Regions from separate parts of the Mus musculus genome. Here all the other regions are linked to region 3. The links are chromatin loops, found by intact Hi-C in ENCODE. Cell type or tissue: left cerebral cortex. All regions are shown on one strand. Region 1 holds the start of Mfsd14b (major facilitator superfamily domain containing 14B). Region 2 holds the start of Cntnap3 (contactin associated protein-like 3). Region 3 holds the start of Prxl2c (peroxiredoxin like 2C). Region 4 holds the start of Zfp369 (zinc finger protein 369). Region 5 holds the start of Ctsl (cathepsin L).

Region 1 (5,000 bases), 800 kb before region 3:
CAGATCCCATTACAAATGGTTGTAGCCACCATGTGGTTGCTAGGAATTGAAGACCTCTGGAAGCACAGTTAGTGTTCTTAAACACTGAGCCATCTCGCCAGCCCTCTCTCCATACTTTTTATGTTGAAATTTTAAGATATTAATTCATGTTCTGAGAATAAGAGTAGTGTCTATATCTATACCTATATCTATACCTATATCATCTCTCTCTCTCTATCTATATCTGCGGAAATCTAATGAGAAGAAATAATTTTCATTTTGTTTTTTAACCCAAAGTTATTTTCCACGCTGAAAGAGATGTTTCCTCTTGTGTATCTTTTTATTAATATGAATCTAAGTCATGAGTCAATACAGAGTACTCCTGGACCAAACATGGTAATACTGGTTAGTGAGAATCATTATTTTTCTAATTCTATAAGATGCCAAATTATGTGGAATACATGGTATTCACTTGAATTAGAACATAATCAATTTCCATGATTTAAATGCCATACAATAAACAATCTCTAAAAAAATTATTTCATAAAGGGCTAGCGAGATGGTTTAGAGAAAAAGGAAATTTATTCCAAGCCTGAATGCCTGAGTTCAATGCTAGGGACTCATGTGGTGAAAGAAGTAAAGAAACCCCTAAAAGTTCTTCTCTAACCTCCACACATGAGCTGTACTCACATAGATACATAAAACAACATACCCAGCAATAAATTTAATTTCATTTATTATTATTTATTTATTATTATTTTTTTTAAAGAAGTGGTGAGGCCTGGTAGTATAGACCTTTATTCACCCACTCAGGAGGAAGTGGTAGGTAGACTTCTGTGAATTCAAGGCCAGCCTAATCTACATAGGTATTTCCAGGATAGCTAGGGCTACTTAGTTAACTCCAGCTCCAAAGATAAACAAACAAAACGAAACAAATCTGTACAGATTGCTTAATGACTATGAGCCCATACTGCTCTTTCAGAAGATTTGAGTTTGATTCCCAAGATAGGAGTTCAGTTCTCAGTTCCTATGCAGGGTGGATCACAACTTCCAGTAGCCCTACCTCCAGGGAATAGGCCACTTTTTAAAGGCATCCATGATTACCCATGTGCATCACACATCCATATAACACTCAGACTTATGTATATAAATAAAAATAAAAATGGCTTAAAGGTGGTGCACTTGATGAGTTTCATGTCCCAACACTACACATCAAGGCATCAAACATGGTTATATATACTTGCATGTGTACATGTTTTCCCTGCATGTGTGTATGTGTGTGTGTACCATGTATATGCTAAGGCCAGAGAGTGTGTCAGACCCCCAAATCTTGAGTTACAGTTGTGTGATGCCACACTGGTGCTGGTGCTGGGAACAGAACTTCTGTCCTCTGCAAGGACAGCAAGTGCTTTTAGTTTTGCGTCATCCCTCCAGTCCTCCAGGTTACATTTAAATCATTGCAGTTCAATTTGAGTTTTCACAAACTGGAATTTATTCAAAGAATATCTGAAAGACACGAGGTCCAGGCTGGCATTTTAACCAAATGGTATTAGATGTTTTTGTGTAGGTAGTATAGAGGGCAGGCTCAGAATCAACAAAACATGGTTGAAACAGAAGGAAAACTTAGGCTCATTAAAGGATATTGAGAAGCCAGCCCATCTCAATTCGAGTCTATAGCCAAGTTAAGTTTCTGTTTACTATAAAACTTGAAGTTTATATATTTCTCAGAGATGGGCTGCACCCTAGCCCAGTAACCATAGAATGTACTGTAATACCTCCCGCCCCAGCTACCTGTTTTTGAGAATGTTCTATACCAATACCCATTGTTCCATGACCCACTTTAACCTTGACCACCTGGTTTCACTTCTGTATCTACGATTCCATGCAAAATCCCCCACCCCATGGTTTTGCCCTATATAAAGGGCTTGAGAAGTTGGCTTGGGGCTGGTATTGTGAACCCCGTTTTAGGGGGAGACAGCTGCTGATTTGTCTCTGGTTTGTACACAATAAATCTTGCTTTAAACTGGCCATAATTTGGGTTGGTGATCTTTCGATTCACGTCTGTGAGATTAACAATATAATTTACAAAAATGACAGAAATCTGTAAATGTGCTTGACTTGTTTAAACATTCTGTCTCCAGTTATATTTAACAATTAAGAACAATGTCCAGTGTGGTGGCTTAAACCGACACCCAGCATATGGAAAACTGAGGCAAGATCATCAACATGTATTTAAGGCCAGCCTGGGTCATATATGAAGAAGGGTTGAGGACAATCTGCCTGAGATTGTGGATAAGAAAGTTCTAGGTTTAGTAAGTGCGAGCGTGCGTGCTTGCCTCTGGGGAGTGAGCATAGCTAGAGCCTATTGGAATACCAGGGAAGTGCTCTACCACTGAGCAATATATTCTGTGTAATTTTCTGTTAATCAGTGCATGGTTGGAGGCTTCTGAAATCCTGTCAATTGTAGACCACTTCCCCATTGCAGGATTACAGTTCCAGGGGCTGTGTGTCAGTTTGTTCTTTTTATAACTATCATCCTAGGAAAGGGGATAACATTTGAAATGTAAATAAAGAAAATATCTAGTAAAAAATCATTTACTTGGGGTAGGGGCTGGAAAGAACTCAGTTCCTATGCTACCTAAGGACCCAAGTCAGATCCCTAAAACCCACGAAAAGGGGGAAGGTGGGATGACGTGCAGTTGGAATTCTAGCCCGGGGTAGGAGTAAACAGTCCCTAGGACTCGCGGGCAGTCTAATCCAATCAGGAACGCTTTGGGTCCTTCCAGTCTCCGTTAAAATCTATAGGCCTGGAGTCCCTAGAAGATGACGCAGTTTTGATGCGCTACGCAGTCTGGGCGGAGCTTGCCCGAGCTTCTGGAGAGGGGTGGGCGTTCTAGGCGGGAGCTGCCTTTGCTGAGTTCTCCGGGCGGGACGCCGTCTCCCGACTGTTCGGGCGCTACTGAAAACTACTCACTGCCAGTGTCGGGGTCCTGTGTTCACGACCACCACTGAATAGTTGAGGGCCCTGTTCGCTTCCTGCACGGATCCAGCCTCGGCGTCCTCTCAGCAGCCGGTGTCGCCACTGGCGCCGCCGCCCGAGCGGCAGGCCGCTGCGGATCGCGGAGCCCATGAAGGCTCGGGCCCCGCCGCCGCAGTGGCGGCGTCGCCAGTGTCTTGGAGCGCTCCGAACCTGCTCTGGCATGACGGCGGCATGAGCACGGACGGGGAGTCGCCGGAGGAGCCGAGGTGGAAGGCGGTGGCCTCACCCAAGGCGTCAACCATGCCTGAGAAGCGCGGGAGCGCTCAGGCCGCGAGCGGCAGCTGGGTAAGTTTTGACTGGGTTCGGACAGGGACTCTGGGATTGTGGCTGTTCTAGGAGAGCCAGGTTCTTTGAAAAGCTGGCTTTCCTATCAACTCCTCCCCAGACGAACCTCTAGGAGATTTGGTTATTGATTCAAAAGCCACCAGACGCGGGACAGTAATATAATTTGGATATAATTCTGTGCAAATTGACAGAAATCTTCTGGGCACAGATTTTGTCCACAGCAACTTAGACAGTGTGTGTGTGTCAGTCTGTCTTAAAGCCTTCATTTTTCGCAGTCTCCGGAATTGCCTACAGGGATGCTGGAGGTCAAAGTGGGAGGCGCCTGATACTTCCTCCTCCTCTGGGTTTCAGAAGTGGCCTTAGTGTAGTAAGAGGAAGCTGAAGATCTCTGTACCTGAAGGTGAAAGTTCAGCCTGATCTCCTTTAGTGACATGTAAAGTTGAGATGAGTTTGACAGCTAGGGAAGGCTTATTTTCCTTGACCTGGATTCACAGTACAGACCTTACCAGTGCCACTTTTTCTTCTTCTTCTTTTAATGGTTGGAAACTAAGCACAGGGACTAATGTCATTTCTTCAGTCATAAGTATAAAAAGGATTTTTGGGGAAGGATCTACTTAGGACTTAAAACTTAAAGTTTTGCAGTGAATTGAGTACAAACTCTTGCAACTATGGGAAAGTTTGTTCAATGAGAAATAGGAATTTATTTAAATATGATATGTGTGGTCATGTGTTTTTCCTGTTTTTAAGCTTGCATATTTAATTTCTGTTAAAGAATACTAAGTGGTTCCAAGTGCATACTTGACTGTGTGAATTCATCTTTGGTACAATTGGGAGGGTAGAGAATTAGTAGTATGCAGAATGAAATCTCAAGTCAAAATTCAAACATGCAAAAATTTTGAGGTAAAACAGAACCACATACTATATCACATAGTATATTTTAGTAAGGGCTTACTAGGTACAAAATTGCTGCAACTCTCAAAAGTCTGCCAAGTACAGACCTTAAAGTCTTGTTCTGTCTGCATTCTTGTGGCTCATTTCCTTGATGTTTTAGACCTAGAGTAGAGCTGGCTTTTAGTCCTGATTCTACCAGAGTTTTACCACTCAGTGCCTGATCTGTTAAATGGTCATGTATTGAAGAAGCATAGGGGGATAATTTTTTTTCCCAAAGCTAAGGTTTTTCTAATGTAGAAAGCTTACCTTGTGGGGTAATTTCTGTAAAATTGGTTTTTCTCATTAAATAGGTTACACTTTACTTTCTAAATGAAACTAAATTACCAGTTCACCTTCTTGGCTTCCACTAGTGGATGGACAGTACTAATTAGTGGACAAGCCAAGCCAAGCCCAAGGAATGTGCCAGCTAGAAGTCAGTGTAGGGTATTTTTTCTCTATTTCTTTCTACCTGACTCTTTTAAATTTGTTTTATATATTTACTGTTTATGTATACTGTGTGTGGGTTCAAGAGCACATATGTTTTGAAACCTTATGTTTTGAAACCAAAGCTCCTTCAACGTGGAGCTCACAGCCTTTCTAGACTGGCTGGTTAGTGAGTCTCAAGGATCCTCCTATCTCTGCTTCGTACACTCATCCCATCCCTTCTCTGTATAGCCCTGGCTGTCCTGGAACTCAATTTGTAGACCAGGCTGGCTTCGAACTCAGAAATCCGCCTGCCTCTGCCTCCCGAGTGCTAGGATTAAAG
Region 2 (5,000 bases), 590 kb before region 3:
TTAGACAGGGTAAATTCCATGAAACCAAACAAGTAGAATTTCTACTAGATTAGGAATGTACATTTAATAGTAAGTATACTTAGGTGTTTACTGCAGGATATTAAACTTTTATAGATCCATATTGGACAACCAGGGGAATAATTGTATTGGCACAGACTCTCTGAACCACACCCTGTGCACCTTATTTATTATTCATGTGGAAACTGTTCCAGTACAGTTCTGGTCTACAGTGCTATGAGAAATTCTAGAAGCATAAAAAGTCTGAACAGCCAGTATTTAACAAAGATTCTACTGGGAAACAGCGTTTAGGGATACCCTTTTGAGACAAAGAAAATTATATTTAATTGGGCAGTGGTGATGGAAAGACACCTCTTGCTTATTATCCATCTTTGAAAAGTTATTTGTAGGGGTTTCTTTTAATTAATGGCAATATAACTAATTTGCTGATCCCATATTATTTATAGGCAATGATACTTTGCATACGTTACTCTCAGATATTCAGCACAAAATATTCAGAAAATAAAATAACTTTCATTTCAAAGAAATGGAAGAAAAGCTTGTTCTCAGAGTCCTGGACAACAGCAGTCACAGACTCCTGAGTCAAAATGTTTTCCTAAGTGTCTCAGATGCTGTTGTAATGCGAAGCTGACCTATACGTAGTCTTAGCCTTTACTTTCTTCATTTGTAAATCATCTGAGTGATTTCTGTCTTGTATCTTTATGAATCCAATAGTATCAACACTTGAAAATTTATATTAAGATCACATTGCATTGCTTAGAAAGATATTCTAAAAAATAATTCTAGGAGATACAACACATTTTTGGAGTAGAATTCCATTTTAGGACTTGAAGTGCCAGTGGATTTGGCTACACTTTTAGGGATTCCAATGTAATCTTCAGAACTTAAAACTGAAGGACTATAAATTCTAACATACATTGGAATACACTTAGTATATTACATTTTTTTTCCTTCTAGAAATAGTTTCTTCATTTCCAGGAACATTGTTTCCGGACAAGAATTTATTTTAAAAAATGAATGTATTTGTTATAATGTACAAGCAGCTTTATATAATTAATTCAAGCTGTAAATATTTATGAGATCATCATCCCATAAAAAAGTAATATGTGAGTAAAATCCTACCAAAAAGATGAAACACAGGACCTACCATTCAAGGAGGGAATGCCTAAGCCAGAGTAAACTCTCTTAAGTTTTAACAAGTAACTTTCAAGTGTCATGACATTTTTACACAACTTTCTGTGCGTGCGTGTGTGTGTGTGTGTGCACGTGTGTGTGTGCACACTTCCCTGACCTTTCTCACGTACCTTACTGGAGGACCTGACCAAGATGAAGGTAGTAAGGCATCTGCCTCAAGGTGAAAACTTCAAGAGACACTTAGAAATCAAGATTAATAATATTTTAGTGCAAAAAAGAAAAAAAGAAAAAAGAAATCATGTGCTGAAAAAAATATTTTAGTGCTGGCAAAGATTAAATTTAATGGGAAAAAAAAGATGCGGGGGCAGGTGCTTAGACATTAGGGACAACACAACAAAAACCCTGTTAACAAGTGAGTCTCATCAGACTTGCCTACCAGCAGTTTGACCCATGAGCTTTCAGATAGAGCGCTTCTGTATGCATCTGTAGAGTCCTTTCTGGCCCATTGTTTTTTGATATGAAACAGAGCAGAGTCAACCCTAGATGTACTCTCTGCAGTCCATTACCAAGGTGATAACACCTGGCCTTTGCAAACAGCTGTCCTAGTATGGCAGGTTTGTGTGTGTGTGTGTGTGTGTGTGTGTGTGTGTGTGTGTGTGTGTGTGTGTGTGTGTGTGTGTGCGTGTGTGTGTGTGTGCGCGCGCGTGTGTTCAAAAATGAGTCAGGTGGTCCCCAGAGTCCAGTGCATACATCCAGGTGAGAGAGGCAGCTGCATGAATGAACTGAGGATAGCTACCAAGACAGTGAGCAGAAGCTCCTATGTCCTCTCAGACTAGCATTTGATATCTGCCACCTTCAGGGACTTAAGTTGGGAGAGCCAGGGCTCGTACCTCTGGGACAGGTAGGGAGTCACATAGTCTGGAGCTGGAGAGGCTGTCGTCGCAAGGTGGCGGTCCTTACACGCGCAGCGCGGGGATCGGGATTGTGTGCAGCTGGAGCAGAGGCTCTGGCTTCTACGTTGCCAGAGCAGGGATAGCAGCCTGTGAGTTGCAAGAGGAAAGCCGGCAAGCAGGGAGGGTTGTCAGAAGCCAGGCAGGACACTGAAGCCACCCAAGCAGCTGCTGCTCTCTTTATAGAGTTTCTGGAGCCCAAAGTGATCATGGCACGGGTCAACGGAGCATTCCTGGATGCGTTGCTGCTTCTGCTGCTGCTGTCTGTTCAGACCCTGCCCCTAGTAGCAGCAGGAGATCCACGTAAGTACAGCAAAATGCTTAAAACTTGCTCTAGGCTATCTGGAAAACTTTGCATTTAATTCCTGGTTTAATTTGAATCCGAATAGCAGAGCATAGGGCTGGTGAAAAATAAAAATGGGGTTTCAAATAAACCCTATTCAGTTGCAACCTGAAAAACTAAAATTTATTTACGATAGACTTTCATCTTCTGAGAGGGTCTAAAATACATAGTGTGTATTTGAATTTATTTATATATCTGAATAATCACTAAGGGGGTGAATGTTTCATAAAAACAGAAAGACCCATGTGTTAGGAATTAATTGGCCAACACTATCATTTATTCCCCTTGAATGGAACAATTTCCAGGAATTAAGTCCATCAGAGAAATGACTGGCAGGCATTACATCATCCTGCATCAGTTTAGCTGCTACCAGCATACAGTTTTGCAGACCTTGGTAGCTTCAGAGTTAAGATGCTAATTAACTCTTAAATACTGCAGGGATGGAGCAGCTATAGATCAGCCTAAATTTTATAGGCCAAATTTGGCACCCTGCTCAAATTGCTCAGAGGGGGGGGAAAACACGTGGGTATTCTCTTCACAGAACAGGTTGTTTCTAATAGTAAAAGTTATTGTTTAAAGACAAAACTTTGCTAGTCATTCTCTATGTGTCAACATTTACATTTAAAAATTTTGTCACGGAGTGCTGTGTTTCTGATTTGGCAAAAATCTAGCATGCTTTTATTTGTAGAATGGTCAGTATTTTAGTGGAGTAATAATAATCCAGATAGTACAGAAAAACCCAATACTTTTATTTTTATCTTTCACGAAAATGTAAAAATATGCCTCAATTAAAATTCTACTGATTTAATTCAGCTATGAGTTTAGAATTTTAAAAATATATTCCTCCTTGAATTAAAAAAATAACTTTTTAAAAGTAAGTTTTTTTTTTCTTTGACAGTCCCATGTATGCATATAATGCACTCTGGCTCCTCTCCCCACAGAAACTTTACCTGATATCCTAACAATGACGTCGCTCACACCCCTTTCCTACTGGTCCCTTTCTCAGATTCATCACTTTTGGTTTGGTTTTGTTACCCATTTAGTTTAACCACGACCATCCGTGTCACCACCTGATTGGAACTATTCACATTTTTCCTCCTTTCTGCTTTCACTCCTCTCAGTCCAAACCTCATTGAATCAGCTAATAAAAGCTAGTTGTCATATTTAGAAATACAGATCACTGAAGGGCAGGATCCCCTGGAGGCAGCTCTCAGGGTTCACCTCAACCTTCTTTATGAAGTCTGCCATACTCCAGAGTTCTTCGTGCCCTGAATCCTCAAGCTGAGATAACGCCCACGGCTGATAGTGCAGTCCCTGTATTGAACACCTATACTCATGCCTTTCACATCCAACAGTCTTAATTTACAAAATTTATCCCACCTCTGTATAAATTATAAAAAAAGTTAAAAGCTTAATTTTGTCTCATAGGAAGGCTTTGCTAATAAAACGTAGAACCCAATTTGAAGGGTCCTATGACAGGGCCTATGAAGAAGAAATGAATCGCTTGTAAGGGAAATAAAATCACAATAAAGTAATTCAACAACCAGCTAGTAAAACGCATAATGATAAATCGCTAGAGATCACTTTCACTATTTGATAAAGAGCTTCAAGAGTCTCAGCTTGAGAAAAAGAGAACAGAGGCAAGAAGGCCTTAGCAGCACTACCTTTTCTAGGTTCTTTTTTTCCAATTTTTTATTAGATAGTTTTTTCATTTACATTTCAAAAGATATCCTGAAAGTTCCCTATGCCCTCCCCCCGCCCTTCTCCCCTACCCACTTACTCCCACTTCTTGGCCCTGGCATTCCCCTGTACTGGGGCTTGTAAAGTTTGCAACACCAAGGGGCCTCTCTTCCCACCCATCTTCTGCTACATATGCAGCTAGAGACACGAGCTCTGGGGGTACTGGTTAGTTCATATTGTTGTTCCACTTATAGGGTTGCATACCCCTTCAGCTCCTTGGGTACTTTCTCTAGCTCCTCCATTGGGGGCCCTGTGTTCCATCCAATAGATAGATGACTGTGAGCATCCACTTCTGTATTTGCCAGGCACTGGCATAGCCTCACAAGAGACAGCTATATCAGGGTCCCTTCAGCAAAATCTTTCTGGGATATGTTTTGTTCCACAGTTAAAGATTACTTCTCACTTGCAGAGTTGGTTGCATTGACAATACTTGGCTTAGAATCCAATGGAGGATTAAGAAGCCAAAAGAAGTTAAGCTGTTCCCTTTTACAAGGAGCCTTCTGGAAAGGGTAGGAAGCATCTGAGATGAACCCTGGTGAACACTCATACGTGTTCAAATGATCTTGCCAGTGAACTTGGCTGATCCAGGCCAGCTCTGGGTAACACTGAAAATTTCAGTGCAAATGTGAGATTTTCTTTTTCAATTGACCAGCTTTTAGTATTCTCATATTCAATGCACATTTATTTATTCTAAATTATCTTTGAGACAGAAAAATTCTTCTAGATTAAACTATATAATACCCAAAGGTATTATATATGTGTGAGACCATCTTGAGTACCAGTTTAAAAAAAAAAGTCAATGTAGGCATCTGAAA
Region 3 (5,000 bases):
GTATAGTCCCAATCTGCCTTGAACTTTCTGGCCTATAATTCAGGAAGGATCCTCCTGCTTTCAAGTGTTGGGATTACAGATATGCACCACCACACCTGGTCTTATGTAATACCACTTTATCAATTGAGCTGTATCTCCAGCCCCTAGAGAATATATTTTTTTAAAAAAAGAATTATTTAGCCGGATGTGGTGGCGCATGCCTTTAATCCCAGCACTCGGGAGGCAGAGGCAGGCGGATTTCTGAGTTCGAGGCCAGCCTGGTCTACAAAGTGAGTTCCAGGACAGCCAGGGCTATACAGAGAAACCCTGTCTCGAAAAACCAAATTAAAAAAAAAAAAGAATTATTTTATATAAAAAAGTACACTGTAGCTGGCTTCATACACACATCAGATCCAATTACAGATAGTTGTGAGCCACCAAGTGGTTGCTGGGAATTGAACTCAGGACCTCTGGAAGAGCAGTCAATGTGCTCTTAACCACTGAGGCATCTCTCAGCCCTGAGAATATATTCTTTATAAAATTTTCTTTCAGGAGTTTGGGAGATAGTTCAGTTGATAAAGAGCTTGCCATACTAGCATGAAGACTCGAGTTTAATCCCTAGAACCTTCCTAAGAAGATAGGTACATATAATCTCAGTGCTTGGGGCTTGCTAGCTGGCCAATGTAGCCTTCCTGGTGAGTTCCAGATCTCAGAAAGAGAGAGAGAGAGAGAAACCTTGTTTCGAAAAACAAGGTAGATCACTCCTGGGAAATAACACCCAGGATTGACTTCACATGTGCACACACATAGCAAATAAAGTAAAACATGGATATCAAGTCTGTTCTGTAGATCACTTTGTCCCTTGTGATTCATTGTCCCAACACAATCTCTAACCTCGATTCCTAAGTGGAAAGGGTGGAATGTGGTATTGGTTTGTCTTGCCATTTGTTTAACAAGAGCCCAGTGATGCCCATTATGTACCAACTTGTATTTTAGGTGCAGTGGAAGGCAGAGCAGTGACTGAAATAGATCCCCTCAGAAAGGTGTCATATTTTACCGGAGACAGAAATGGTAAGAGCTGAAGAGATGGCTCAGTGGTAAAGAGCACTGACTGACTCTTCCAGAGGTCCTGAGTTCAATTCCTAGCAACCACATGGTGGCTCACAACCATTTGTAATGGGATTGGATACCCTCTTCTGGTGTGTCTGAAGATAGCTAGAGTGTACTCATATAAATAAAATGAATATTTAAAAAATTTTTAAAAAGTGAAATGCAGTTGGGCAGTGGTGGCACACGCCTTTAATCCCAGTACTTGGGAGGCAGAGGCAGGTGAATTTCTGAGTTGGAGGCGAGCCTGGTCTACAGGGTGAGTTCCAGGACAGCCAGGGCTATACAGAGAAACCCTGTCTAGAAAAAAGAGAGAGAGAGAGAGAAAGAAAGAAAGAAAGAAAGAAAGAAAGAAAGAAAGAAAGAAAGAAAGAAAGAAAGAAAGAAAGAAAGAAAGAAAGAAAGAAAGAAAGAAAGAAAGAAAGAAAGGAAGAAAGAAAGAAGGAAGAAAGGAAGAAGAAAGAAAGAAAGAAAGGAAGGAAGAAAGAAAGAAATGCATTAGTAAATTATACAGTTATTCACTGAGGAATAACTGAACCAAGACTTAAGGAGAATGACATCAGCACCTGGTCAGTACCTTCCCAGAAGAGAGGCCATGTGTCAAAGGCTCTGAGGAGGAGCAAGCAGGTGAAATTAGGCAAGTGCAGGATTTCAGTATGGTCAGAGGTCAGCTTCAAGGAAAACAGGAAATGATGTCAGGGGTGACAAGACTAGAGTCCATAAATTCTAGGGATCTCTGGCCTATCTGGATACCAGAAATGTAGAAAGGAACTCGTTTGAATGGGTGCAAAGCAGTAGAGGAGCTACCCTGGTCCCACCAAAATGTAACCAAACAAATAAATGTGCGGTTATAAGTTTTCCACTTATATGTAAACAGTGCCCTCTAGTGGCCTTATCTCTAGTAACACCAACAAAGTTCTCTGTAAAACATTCTATTCTCACACACATGTGTAAAGGTCAGAGGACAACTTCTGGAAGTTGGTTTTCTCCTCCCATTTGGGTCTTTATCAGCTCAGACATCTCGCCAGCCTCTTTGTAAAATATTGCACCTGGCAGTTGTGTGTAAAAAGCTGGTTCTTCATACCATGTTGACTGCTATCTTTTCATTAAGTGAGCCACTCTGGTATGTGAAACAGAACAAGAATTCTTGCAAAAGTACAGTTTTTTATGCCCTCCTTTGTTTGGAGTAATGACACAGAGACGTGGCATATTTAGGAAAATCTTCAGGCACTAACTTGGGCAGATTTCAAGCTATTCTAACCTGACTATGCTGGCCTGACCTACTTCTGAGCCACATAGCCTGTTACCTGCCATCTTACTCCAATTCTCTGTCTTCATTCATGTCCTGATAGAACTCTCCACCTTCTACCTGAGACCCCCTCTCTCTCTTTGTCCAGGCACAGAAATCCCACCTTATCCTCTCTCTCTCCTTCCCAGCTATAGGCTAGTCAGCTCTTTATTTAACCAATCAGGAGTTGATAGAGAACAATGTTTTACAAAATACTGAGTCATTCCAAAGTCTAGACTGCAGTCAGATCTCTGGGTACAGAAATCAGCACATGAATACACAGTGCACATGAGTACAATGCACATGAATCACAGTGCACATGAATCAAGTGCACATGAATACACAGTGCATGAAAACACCCCCAACAAATTCTGATCCATCACATTTTCCACCATGCTGGATTAATTCACATAAACCCATATAATATTTTATCTGACTTCTGAACAGTAAGTTGTGATTTTGTTTTGTCCTAACATGTCAGCTATCTTTGGGAAGACTTCATGATTTGGGGTTATAGAGAACAACACACAGGTCAATGTCTCCTTCAGAGTTAGTGCAACAAGGACAGCACCCAGAGTCCAGACAGTTTCTACTATTACTGTGTTCTTTTCCACCCGAACCCTAGTTCCAGAATAACAGCTCAGATGATTATCATTTATTTTTAAATGCCTAGGCCTTAAGCTCATAGCTCAGTTATCCAGTTTATATTATCCTATGTCTGTCACCTGGCTCGTTACCTCTCCTCAGCTTTATACGTCTGACTTCCTCCGAGTCCACGTAGTGAATCTCTTACACTTAACTCTTCCCCAGAGTTCCTCTCTCTCTGTCAGATGTCCCATCTTCTAATCATGCCTCAGCTTTTTATTGACAAGTGATACTTCCACAGAGTACATGAGATTATCCCTACATTCTACAGTTAAAGTGCTTTGTTTATTAGAAAGAAACTGGGTCAGGACATAGCTCTGCTTACCTACTGCCAAGCCTGACAACCTGGATGCAATCTCTTGTGCCCCACGTGATGGAAGGACAGAACTGACTCCCACAAGTTGTCCTCTGATCTCTACACAGGTAGTGTCACAATGTGCCCACATGCGCACATACAGTAAGTACAATACAAATTCTTAGACAGAGGAATACAGAGCTGACTGAAGTAAAAATGCAAAATTTGTTACCGAGATCAAAGGTTGACTCAAATAGAACCCACCTACAGGATAGAAGCCTTAACTGTGTTAGGAATTCTTTCTTGTATGCACTCTTTGTGCGTGCTTTATTTGTTTCTGTGGTCTCCTTTGAAGAAACAGGCATAGAAGGGACTTACTGCTCTGCCTACAATGACTGGTCCTGATTACTGAGGAGAACAGGGGACTAAGGAAGTGTCTGGAAAACAGGCTGTCCCATAGAATGTTTAAAGACAATGGAAATGAGTTTGGTCACTGTATCGGGTAAAGACCCACAACCAGCTGAAGTGGCTTCTCTGGGAAAAGGGAATACAGAATGGGAAATGTAAGGCGGTGATTACAAATGCCAGGTGCTGGGCCTGGGAGATGGCACTGTAGATAAATGCACTTGCCATGAGTTCAATATTTGGGATCCACACGATGGAAGCAGAGAGCCAACTTCCAAAAGTCCTTCGACTTCCACACACAAGAGGAACTTGTATATACCCACAAAGAGACAACACACACACACACAAAATAAATAAAATGTAATTTAAGTTTTATTTGTTATTTTTTTTTTTTTTGAGACAGGGTTTCTCTGTGTAGTCCTGGCTGTCCTAGACCTGTCTTGTAGACCAGGCTGGCTTCGAATTCAGCCATCTGCCTGCTTCTGCCTCCCAAGTGCTGGAATTAAAGCGTGCACCACCACAGCCTCAGCTATTAATCTAAAAATTTTAATGAACTGTTATTTTTAATTTCTTCCTCCCCACCCACTCCTCCTCTGTCTCTCTCTCTCCATTCCTCTGTCACTCTTTCTGTGTGAGTGCAGATGCCTGCAGAATCCCCAAGAAAGTGTCAAGAGTTACAGGCAGTTATGAACATTTGATGTGGGAACTGAGAATCTAACTTGGGTCCTCTTTCAGAGCAGTAGGCACTCTGAACAGTGCCTACTGTGGGTGCCAGAGTATCAGATACCCTGAGACTAGAGTTGTGAGCTGCTATGTGGATGCTGGAAACTGAACCCCCTGGTTCTCTACCAGATAAGCCAGGGCTGTTAACCCCTGATCTATCTTTCCAGTCCTTCTTCAGCATTTCCTGTGTTACGACTGTAAAGAATATGATTTTTATTGGAAAGTGTTGTAGGCAGTAGAAAGAGGGAGTGCCTCAGCCGCACCTCCCATAGCACTGTCCCCTCCCTTGGTATTCAAACTGGAAGAACGGTTTGGAGTGTTTTCCTTCTGTAGCTCCGTAGCGTCCCTTGTGGCCACGCCTCCGAAGGGTCGGCCCCGCGTGGCCCCGCCTCCAGTCCCCTCCTCACCCTCGTGACCCCGCCTTTCCAGTCTCAGCCCCGCCCCTCCCCCTTAACCCCGCCCCCCGCGGTCGGTGGCTGACCTGAGCGGTCGCCCTCCTCCGCGATGGCCGCGCCGGTGACGCGGCAGGTCAGCGGCTGCGCAGGCCGGGTCCCGAGC
Region 4 (5,000 bases), 960 kb before region 3:
GCAAGCTTGTACAACCACTCTGGAAATCAGTCTGGCGGTTCCTCATTAAACTGGACATAGTACTACAGGAAGATCCAGCAATACCTCTCATGGGCATATACCCAGTAGATGTTCCAACTGGTAATAAGAACACATGCTCCACTATGTTCATAGCAGCCTTATTTATAATAGCCAGAAGCTGGAAAGAACCCAGATGTCCCTCAACAAAGGAATGGATATAAAAAAATGTGGTACTTTTACACAATGGAGTACTATTCAGCTATTAAAAACAATGAATTTATGAACTTCTTAGGCAAATGGATGGATCTGGAGGATATCATCCCGAGTGAGGTAATCCAATCACAAAACAAGTGTCTTGATATGCACTCACTGATAAGTGGATATTAGCCCAGAAACTTAGAATCCCCAAGATACAATTTGCCAAACACAAGAAAATCAAGAAGAGGGATGACCAATGTGTGGATACTTCATTCCTCCCTAGAATGGGGATGAAAATACCCATGGAAGGAGTTACAGAGACAAAGTTTGGAGCTAAGATGAAAGGATGGACCATCCAGAGACTGCTCCACCCGGTGGTTCATCCCATAATCAGCCAACAAACACAGACACTATTGCATATGCCAGCAAGATATTGCTGAAAGAACCCTGATACAGCTGTCTCTTGTGAGGCTATCCCAGTGCCTGGCAAATACAGAAGTGGATGCTCAAAGTCATCTGTAGGATGGAACACAGGGTCCCCAATGGAGGAGCTAGACAAAGTACCCAAGGAGCTGAAGGGTTCTGCAACCCTATAGGTGGAACAACAATATGAACTAACCAGTACCCCCAGAGCTCGTGTCACTAGCTGCATATGTAGCAGAAGATGGGCTAGTTGGCCATCATTGGGAAGAGAGGCCCCTTTGTCTTGCAAACTTTTTATGCCTCAGTACAGGAGAATCCCATGGCCAAGAAGTGGGAGTGAGTGGGTAGGGGAGCAGGGTGAGGGGAGGGTACAGGGGTAAATGAAGAAAATATCTAATAAAAAATTTAAAAAAAAAAGAAAATGTCAGAGTTGGGTGGGGGCAGGTAGAGTCAAGCCTGGCATTGAACTTCTAATCCTCCTCCACCTCTGAAGTCCTGGAATTAAAAGCGTGCTGCACCCACCCAAACAAGTGTTTATTAAAGTGGAGCCTGGCTTACCTACTGAAATCATGTTATTGAGGTTCTCCATCATGATTTCCCTGTACAGGCACTTCTGTTGGCGATCTAGCAGTGCCCACTCTTCCTCGGTAAATCTCAGTGATACATCTTCAAACTTCACAGATTCCTAAAAGCCATAAGATGCAGTTCAGCCGCAGGTTTTCCTCTTCCATGGTGTCAGAAAAATAGAAAGGCTGAGCAAGATGACCCAGCTACATTTTACTTATCTCATGTTCCTTTGTCTGAATCCTTGAGCAAATCGGTCTGACACTAATCAGGGGACAAGTGAGACTGTGGTCTATGAAAACCTGTTCATTTCTCACTAACCAGGGGATAGGACTGTTGGCTCCCATCTATACCTCTTTTCTTGTTTTTGAATTATCACTTCTTTAAAGTAGCTGCTGAAAACTAAACATGAGCCTCTTATCTTCTAACACCTGTCAGTTTCTCTCAACCAGATCCCCAGCTTTTGTTGTTGTTGTTGTTGTTCTGTCGAGATAGGGTTTCTCTGTATAGCCCTGGCTGTCCTGGAACTCACTCTGTAGACCAGGCTGGCCTCAAACTCAGAAATCGGGCCTGCCTCTGCCTCCCAAGTGCTGGGATTAAAGGCTTGTGCCACCAAAGCCTGGCCAGATCCCCAGCTTTAAAAAAAAAAAAAAAAAAAGTTGAAAAGGACTGGTGAGATGGCTCAGTGGGTAAAGGCTACCAAGCCTGAGTTTGATTGATCTCCAGGACTCATGTTGAAAGAAGGGTAGCAATCCGGAAAGGTGCCCACAAGCAGGCAATAGCACACATGTGCATACCCACACACAAAATAAATGTAATAGAAACATTTTTTGTTTTTGAATTGAAAAGCTTCAATCTGGCTTGCCTCAATCTGGCTTGCCAGTTCCAGTTCAGAAATCGGTTTGTTTGTTTCTTCTATTCTAACCCCCCTCTTGGGCAGTCCTTCAACTCCTCCCGTAACTCTAGGGTATTTGAGAGCAAACATCTCACCACTAGCCGGCCCCTGAGCCGTCACAAAAGCTGAAAAGAAGCCTTTACTCACATGGGGCCAGGTTGTTGGAAGCGTGGAAGCCATACTGTCCTCAGTGTTCTCTAGCGGTAGGAGGCAGAATGCTGATCGTCCTGAAGGTGGAAGAGGCACTAAGGAATGTGCCCAGTGGCTCCCCCACTTCTGCCCATATTCCGACCTCTGCAGGACATAACCAGTCCGCCCCAAAATTGCCAAGTGCCCAGTGAGTCCTCTCCCCGACTCCCATAAGCTTACAAAACAGGTTCCCCTCTAACCGAGAGGGGATGGTTGATGTCCTCCAATCCAGAATGCGGTCGGTTTTCTTAAACCGTGTTCCCCATCTAGAACGGGATGCCTCCTCAGGATCCGGACCCACGACTACACACCTTCTCCGGGGTCCATAGAAGTGGAGCCACTAACGAAGCCGACACTGGACTCCGGAGGCTGCAAATGAAACAGAAGATAGGAGTTGTCCCCGACGGGCTTTCACGCAGCGTTACGAGTGCTTGCGATAAACACAATGGCTCTTGCCTGTCGGTCTAGCCCCTGAGTCGGCTCGCTGGTCCGGACTACAACTCCCAGGCGCCCCCGCGGACGTCGAGCGGCGGCAATCTGTTGGCGTCCTTCCTGTTGGCAGGCTAAGCCGAAGTCCGTAAGCGTCTGCTACTGGCTGCTAAAGAACTAGGATGAAGCCTTTGAAGGAGGCTACTAAGATGCTAAGCATCTCCGTGGACAGAGACCGAGACTAGGAGGGAGTCGAACCCACTAACAGGAGCAAATGAACTTGGACAAACCGGAAGAAGTGCTGGTGTTAGATCGGCTGGGGGATGCTCGCCTTGTAGCAGAGTAAGGAGGGCGGAAGGAGGGCGGAAGGAGGGGACACACAGAATACACAGCTCGACTAGTGTAGAGGGGAGGGACCCGGATGGGGACTGGCTGTGGGTCGAAGGCAAGAGAAGACAAAGTCATTTAACCGAGTTTCCTTAGGGGAAGGAGAAAAGAATGCAATCGTGCTGTAGTTTCAGCGGTGTCCTTAAAGGGAGAGGAAGAAAGGACTAAACCGTAGAAACAGAAAGCCATTAGGCATTGGAATTAAAATTTTACTCGTTTCTATGAGAGGACAGGCGTTTGCGTCCAGATCTGTAGAGTGAGCAGGGTTGTATGGTTTAGGCAGGGTTGTATGGTCTTACAACGTTTAGGTGGTAAGTGTGGAGACCTGGTGGACTTGAAGGATATGGTAGGCTACACTAAATGTCCTCTCCAGTTTTCCCCAGCAGAGGAAGGGATGTAGTGAAAATTCTAGAATTTTGGTTTCTTGAAAAAAAAAAAAACCAAATATTATAAGAAGGTGCTTTTATTTTGATTCCGGGTATAGGGACGTAGGGCTGCTTCCGACTGCCTGAAGCAACTGACCATGATTTATTTGCCTTGTGCTCTAGCAGAATCGCGGTTCTGTCTGCAGCAGAGTTTTGGTAATTGTGTTATATTTGGAACTCTGGGAACTTTTCAGAGGGTATATAAATGTTAGAGCCCGATAGGCTGGGGGCTGGGGTGGGCCAGTTGTTGGTTGTATAGGGAGGAGGTTGGTTGTAGTTTGTTAGTAGCTGAGGCCAAAGGAGAAGCAAGAGAAAAGAAATCAGATTCGGGGATCTTCCTAATCACTCTCTCCCCTCTACTCTTGTTCCTTTCCTGTCTAGTGTTAGGGGGTAGAAAGGGGGGTAAGGATAATAATGGGAGGAAAAAGAGAACCGACAAAGTAGCAAAGACCAGTTACAAAGGGACACGGAGGATCAGAGATGTATGAGGAGAATTAAAATTACCCTCAGTCCCAGGGAGGCTAACTGTAAATATCCATGCATATGGAGAGCTCTTAGGGCAGCTTCTAGGAATTTGGCAGAAATTTGACATTAGACTAGAACACAGAAGTAGGCTCAGGCAAGAATTTGACTTTGGGCTAGGACAAGAAAGTAGGCTCAAGATCTTGATCATCTTGTAAGTCCCTGAATACCACGGGACCTTGTTTATTGCCTTGTTTGTTCCTTGACTGAAAACTGACCTTATTCTCTGCATGTACTTAGAATGGCATAAAAACAGACTGGAGAAAAATAAACCCACTTCAGCCTCTGCACAGGTTTGAGTGGTATTAAGTCTAATTGTCTTTTTCTTTTCAATCCTCACTCCCTCCCTTGAGACCCTGTTGACTGACTGAGCTGGCTTGATCACACACAGGGATTCATTTGTACGATACACATCAAGAGGATGTGGGTTCTGGTAATGCCAGTTATTAGGTAACCTGTGACTAGGTTTGTTCCTATTGGCAGATTAGATTGGGGGAACCTGAAGTCTGCCCCTGATCATAATTTGGTATGTTTGTAACTCTAGACAGCTCAGAACAACAAAGAATTCTGTTGTGTTCCTTATACTGTCTAGTATTCTATTCCTAGGGTCTCTTTATATTCTGTTCTGATTTATGTAATCTTGTCTTATTTGGGATCCAGACATACTGATGCCTAGAGCCTAGCGACCTATCCTTCTCAACCCAGGGTTTATGTATTCCTTTGAGGTTTCTAAATAGGGTTGGCAACACTGTGTCTAACTGTGGTCATGCTTCTTATTCTTACGGCTAAAATAGACTACATATTGTTCTTAATGTTTTTTTAAATTTTATTTTATGTATATGTGTACACTGTAGCTATCTTCCGATGCATCAGAAGAGGGCGTCAGATCTCATTACAGATGGTTGTGAGCCACCATGTGGTTGCTGGGAATTGAACTCGGGACATCAGGAAGAAGAGTCAGTGCTCTT
Region 5 (5,000 bases), 54 kb before region 3:
AACGTGATCTTTTAAATCACTTTTAAAAAAATACTTCTTTTAGGGCCAGGAGGTAGTGGCGCACTCCTTTAATCCCAGTACTTGGGAGGCAGAGGCTGGCGGATCTCTGTGAGTTTTGAGGACAGCCTCATCTATAGAGCAAATTCCAGGACAGCCAAGGCTACACTGAAAACCCTGTCTCAGAAAATATTTTAAATACTATTATAAAAGACATTACAAGTCAGGCAGTAGTGGCGCACGCCTTTAATCCCAGCACTTGGAAGGCAGAGACAGGCGGGTTTCTGAGTTCGAGGCCAGCCTGGTCTACAGAGTGAGTTCCAGGACAGCCAGGGCTACACAGAGAAACCCTGTCTCAAAAACAAAAACAACAACAAAAACAAAACAAAAAAAAAGACAATACAAATTTTTAAAAATCACATACTGAAATTAACCAAACTCAAATATTATAAAGCTTCTAAACAGAATAGCCAATAAAAAAAATCTTATATGGCTAAAAAAAAATTACACTTTACCGAATTATTTTCTTTCAATCTTACCTATACCTGTATATATATTTTTTCTCTATCCAAGTAATTTCTTCAAGCTACACAACTACAGCCTTCTATTAAATATTACTCTTCTTGAGTGAGGAAGAGGAAACTAAAGCGGATAGCTCGGAGATAGCTTTAATCCCGGCTCTTGAGAGGCAAAACCAGGATGCCTGTGATTGCCTGGTCTACATTATTAAACCCTATAACCCCTATCTCAAACACATACTTATATCTTTTCCAGCGAATTTATCAAATTCCAGAAGTGGCGCATGCCTTTAATCCCAAAACTTGGGAGGCAGAGGCAGGCGGTTCTGAGTTCGAGGCCAGCCTTGGTCTCCAGAGTGAGTTCCAGGACAGCCAGGGCTACACAGAGAAACCCCGTCTCGAAAAGACAAAAAAAAAAAAAAAAAGGAAAAAGAAAGAAAAAAATTGAAAGTAAGAAAAACAATTCATAATGTAAAGTAGGAAAACAGTCTCCATCGTTCTCAACCGCTTTTTTTCTTTTCTTTTCTAGCCACCATCCTACAACCCCACCCCCACCGCCGCGTCCCCGCCTGCCACGAAAAGAATTTCTACCAGACTTGAGAGAAATGCTCCTAAGGAACAATCCATGTATAGGTAAGGCAGGAAGTGCGGCGTTAGAAGCCACGTGCTGATCTAAATTCTATGGACACCCGTCCAGCCAGACCCTGGAGAGGTGACTCTGTCCTCCGCTCTGTCTTCTTCCACTTACATCAGCATTGTTGTGGGTTAAACAGAAACCACGGGTTATGCAACTCTCCACCCTGCACATTTTAATCTACAACTTTCATACAAAAGGAAAGGTATGGCTGAGGTGGAAATTCCACAGCAGGCCTTTTTTTTCCTACGCTTTTCTTACAGAACCAAGGCACCACGCTGGCGTGGACCCTCCAAAGTGGATCAGCCTCGCCCCAAGGCTTGCACCACAGGACAGGTTACGACCCGGCGGCGTCACGCGCCCGGACTCCCGCAGGCTCCGCCCCGAGGCAGGCATAGCCAATGACGGGGCGGGGGCGGGCCCTGTCGGGGCTGTAGCCTGAGAGGCTTTAAAGCCTGAGCCCGGCGCTGTTCCTCCAGATTCTCGGACCTCGGCGACCTCCGGGGATCCGAGTTTGCAGACTTCTTGTGCGCAGCTAGCCGCCTCAGGTGAGTGACCCCCGCGGGTTTAAAGGCTTCCCGAGCAAGGGCAGGTAGGGGAATCTAGAATGTGGGAACCATAGCATCTGCAACCCGGACTGGAGACCCCCGGATGGGCCAGGATCTCGAGGATGTGTCCTCGGCCTCCCCGAAGTGATAGGCCCTTGTTGTCGAGCGGGGTCTTCATCAGGTCATGTGACTCCGGGCTGCCGGGACCCGTAGGGACAGCGGGACCCCCTCAAGCTGGTCACGGGACCCAGGGCTCCTTGTGCCGCCATAACATTCGCGGGCGGTGGCCGCGAGCGCGGAGCGGACGCCCATCCCCCTCTCCCCCGGACGGGCCCAGCTTGGCCCCTAACCCGAACTGAGATCGCATAAGGAGGCATCGCCTTGAGGCTTCAGTTCGCCTGATGTGCAGCTGTGCGTTAAAGTGTGTGGTGGCAACCCACCCTCTGGGTACTCCTGTATGCCCACTTGGGGTCACTAATACTTGTCAATAAATGACCTGGACCCAGTTGTCCTCTTAAGATTCTGACGCATACAATATCGGAAGACTTAAGACTACCGTGGCGCTATAATAAGAGAAAGTGGGGGGGGGGCTGTCGAGATGGTTCAGCGGGTAAGAGCACTGACCGCTCTTTCAAAGGTCCTGAGTGCAAATCTCAGCAACCACATGGTGGCTCACAACCACCCATAATGAGATCTGACACCCTCTTCTGTGCGTCTAAAGTCAGCTACAGTGTACTTATGTATAATAATAAATCCTTAAAAAAAAAAAAGCAAGAGAAAAGGGTTTACCCCTGTTCCAATGACTACTAGGCTGTTTTTGTTTCAGTAGCTAGAGTCTAGGAACCTCCAAAGATTAATTCCTGACTTGTTTTTCTCCACTCATAATCACATTTGTTAACACGTGCAAGGATGCTTCAACTCAGAACGGTTTACTGCTGGGCTGGTGGCTCATGGATCCCTAAACTTGAGAGATGGGTCATTGAAAAAGTTTAAAGCCTAAACTACATGAGAAACTGTCCTTAAAAGAGAAAGCTTCCGTGGGATTCTCATTTCCTCTTTTTCCTTCCCTAGGTGTTTGAACCATGAATCTTTTACTCCTTTTGGCTGTCCTCTGCTTGGGAACAGCCTTAGCTACTCCAAAATTTGATCAAACCTTTAGTGCAGAGTGGCACCAGTGGAAGTCCACACACAGAAGACTGTATGGCACGGTTTGTAGTGTTTACATTGTCTAGAGAGAATGGTCTTCCTTGCCCTTGGAAGTGTTTGTTTGGTTGGTTGGGTTTTGTTTTTGTTTTTCCAAGTCAGTGCTTCTCTGTGTGTCCCTGGCTGTCCTGGAACTTGTTCTGTGGACCAGGCTGTGAACTCAGTGCTAGGATTTAAGTCATGTGCCACCACTGCCCACCTCTTTCTCCCCCCACAACCCCCCTCTCTAACCCTCAGAAGTTTATAGCCAGAGAGTAGTCTCTAGAGGCCAGCTCTTAGCAGGAATAGCCCAATCATACATCCATTGTGAGCAGAGTAGAGCACATACATCCCTTTGTGTGTTTTCGGGAGGAGTGGTGCCTTTCAGAGTGTGTAGCTGTTCCTGTTCCAGTAGATCCATTTGGTCAGATGGATTGGTTTTTTTATTTAAGATTTAGTTAGTGAGATATATGTCACTCGTGATATATACCACACTTATGTCTGGGTATTGTGTACATTCTGGAACTAGTTAGAAAGTACCATATGGCCGGGCAGTGGTGGCACACTTGGGAGGCAGGGGCAGGCAGATTTCTGAGTTTGAGGCCAGCCTGAGCTATACAGAAAAGAAACCCTGTCTCAAAAAAAGTAACATATGTGAGTGCTGAGAATTAAACCTGAGTCTTCCACAAATGGTCTTAAACACAGCCATCTCTCCAGCACCATCTCTGCCTCTGGAATTAAAAGCCTGTGCCAACATCTGGCTCCCCCTGTCTATTAACAAAAAATGAAAACTGCCAGTTCTGTGCTTGCTCTAGAATGAGGAAGAGTGGAGGAGAGCGATATGGGAGAAGAACATGAGAATGATCCAGCTACACAACGGGGAATACAGCAACGGGCAGCACGGCTTTTCCATGGAGATGAACGCCTTCGGTGACATGGTGAGTGGGGACATGATGCGAACTCTTGAACTCTTGAGCCCTCTCCTCCATTTTCTTTCTACAAAGTTATCTCACCTTTTCTACTTTTTTTTTTCTCCCTTCCCGGAAGACCAATGAGGAATTCAGGCAGGTGGTGAATGGCTACCGCCACCAGAAGCACAAGAAGGGGAGGCTTTTTCAGGAACCGCTGATGCTTAAGATCCCCAAGTCTGTGGACTGGAGAGAAAAGGGTTGTGTGACTCCTGTGAAGAACCAGGTATGAGGGCTGGGAGAAGTCTTGAGTTTGATCCCCAGGGTCCACACTTGGAAGAGACTCGAGGTGGGGGAGGGGCGGGAGTGCAGCATCACTAAAGATAATGATTTGATTACCCTCCCCCAGCAGCCATCAACTGGTAGTAACTCCTGAGAGGAGCCAGGCCCCATGAGACTCTGTCCTCTGTGCTTTAGCCTTGACCACAGTGTTTTGTTTTGTCTGCTCTTTTGGATCCTGAATGAGACAGGATCTCACAATACTAGCCCAGCCCAGCCCAGCCTGGCCTCAAACCCAGGATCCTCTTGCCTTAATCTCTCTAGTGGATTGCAGGCATACATTGCCCTACCCAGATTCCTGTCTTACTGTTTTTTTGTTTTGTTTTGTTTTGTTTTTTTCGAGACAGGGTTTCTCTGTATAGCCCTGGCTGTCCTGGAGCTCACTTTGTAGACCAGGCTAGCCTCGAACTCAGAAATCCGCCTGCCTCTGCCTCCCAAAGTGCTGGGATTAAAGGTGTGCGCCACCACGCCCGGCTTGTTTTTTTTTTTTAAGTATGAATATATCTGGGGGTGGGGAGAGATGTGGCACACACTTTTAATCCCATCACTTGGGAGGCAGAGGCAGGAGGATCTCTGAGTTCAAGGCTATACTGTCTACAGGGCGATTTCTAGGCCATCCAGGGCTACATAGAGACCTTGTTTCAAACAAACAAAAAGTGTGCATGTATAAAGGCTGTTGTGCTGTTTCTCTTACAAGCCTTTTTCTCTCTTCAGGGCCAGTGCGGGTCTTGTTGGGCGTTTAGCGCATCGGGTTGCCTAGAAGGACAGATGTTCCTTAAGACCGGCAAACTGATCTCACTGAGTGAACAGAACCTTGTGGACTGTTCTCACGCTCAAGGCAATCAGGGCTGTAACGGAGGCCTGATGGATTTTG

Evidence for each region. Hi-C counts contacts between places; a loop is a spot of excess contacts. Peaks named below come from ENCODE experiments on the same cell type or tissue, not always from the same donor. Only the 100,000 strongest peaks of a DNase experiment are listed, where the experiment ranks them.
Region 1: it touches region 3 in a loop (4-fold over the local background); 8 of 42 quality-filtered maps call a loop at or near these places.
Region 2: a loop joins it to region 3, with 4 times the contacts of the local background. A loop is called at or near these places in 3 of 42 quality-filtered maps.
Region 4: it touches region 3 in a loop (2.9-fold over the local background); 2 of 42 quality-filtered maps call a loop at or near these places.
Region 5: a loop joins it to region 3, with 4 times the contacts of the local background. A loop is called at or near these places in 19 of 42 quality-filtered maps.

The regions. Positions count from the first base shown.
Region 1 is chr13:65,110,808-65,115,807 of GRCm38, reverse strand. Mfsd14b (major facilitator superfamily domain containing 14B) reads left to right here and starts at 2,826. Exons shown (of 12, transcript NM_133680.3): 1 at 2,826-3,304. The coding sequence starts at 3,191. In left cerebral cortex, a CTCF peak has its summit at 2,335; DNase peaks (open chromatin) are centred at 2,814 and 3,615; H3K4me3 peaks cover 1,725 bases; H3K27ac peaks cover 1,197 bases.
Region 2 is chr13:64,901,152-64,906,151 of GRCm38, reverse strand. Cntnap3 (contactin associated protein-like 3) reads left to right here and starts at 2,264. Exons shown (of 24, transcript NM_001081129.1): 1 at 2,264-2,405. The coding sequence starts at 2,312. In left cerebral cortex, a CTCF peak has its summit at 2,096 (motif pointing right); a DNase peak (open chromatin) is centred at 2,149; H3K4me3 peaks cover 813 bases.
Region 3 is chr13:64,312,631-64,317,630 of GRCm38, reverse strand. It overlaps Prxl2c (peroxiredoxin like 2C), which reads left to right and starts at 4,921. Exons shown (of 6, transcript NM_025370.3): 1 at 4,921-5,000. The coding sequence starts at 4,947. It overlaps Gm31128 (a long non-coding RNA gene), which reads left to right. Exons shown (of 3, transcript XR_382570.2): 3 at 976-1,081. In left cerebral cortex, CTCF peaks have their summits at 1,968 (motif pointing left) and 4,790; DNase peaks (open chromatin) are centred at 1,964, 3,404 and 4,852; H3K4me3 peaks cover 723 bases; H3K27ac peaks cover 485 bases.
Region 4 is chr13:65,276,568-65,281,567 of GRCm38, reverse strand. Zfp369 (zinc finger protein 369) reads right to left here and starts at 2,714. Exons shown (of 8, transcript NM_178364.5): 1 at 2,581-2,714; 2 at 2,228-2,307; 3 at 1,180-1,306. The coding sequence starts at 2,596. In left cerebral cortex, a CTCF peak has its summit at 2,269; DNase peaks (open chromatin) are centred at 2,313, 2,851 and 3,029; H3K4me3 peaks cover 2,298 bases; H3K27ac peaks cover 1,677 bases.
Region 5 is chr13:64,366,933-64,371,932 of GRCm38, reverse strand. Ctsl (cathepsin L) reads left to right here and starts at 1,413. Exons shown (of 8, transcript NM_009984.4): 1 at 1,413-1,697; 2 at 2,769-2,905; 3 at 3,695-3,817; 4 at 3,927-4,073; 5 at 4,841-5,000. The coding sequence starts at 2,780. In left cerebral cortex, no CTCF peak of the experiment used is centred here; DNase peaks (open chromatin) are centred at 1,513 and 2,655; H3K4me3 peaks cover 2,263 bases; H3K27ac peaks cover 1,272 bases.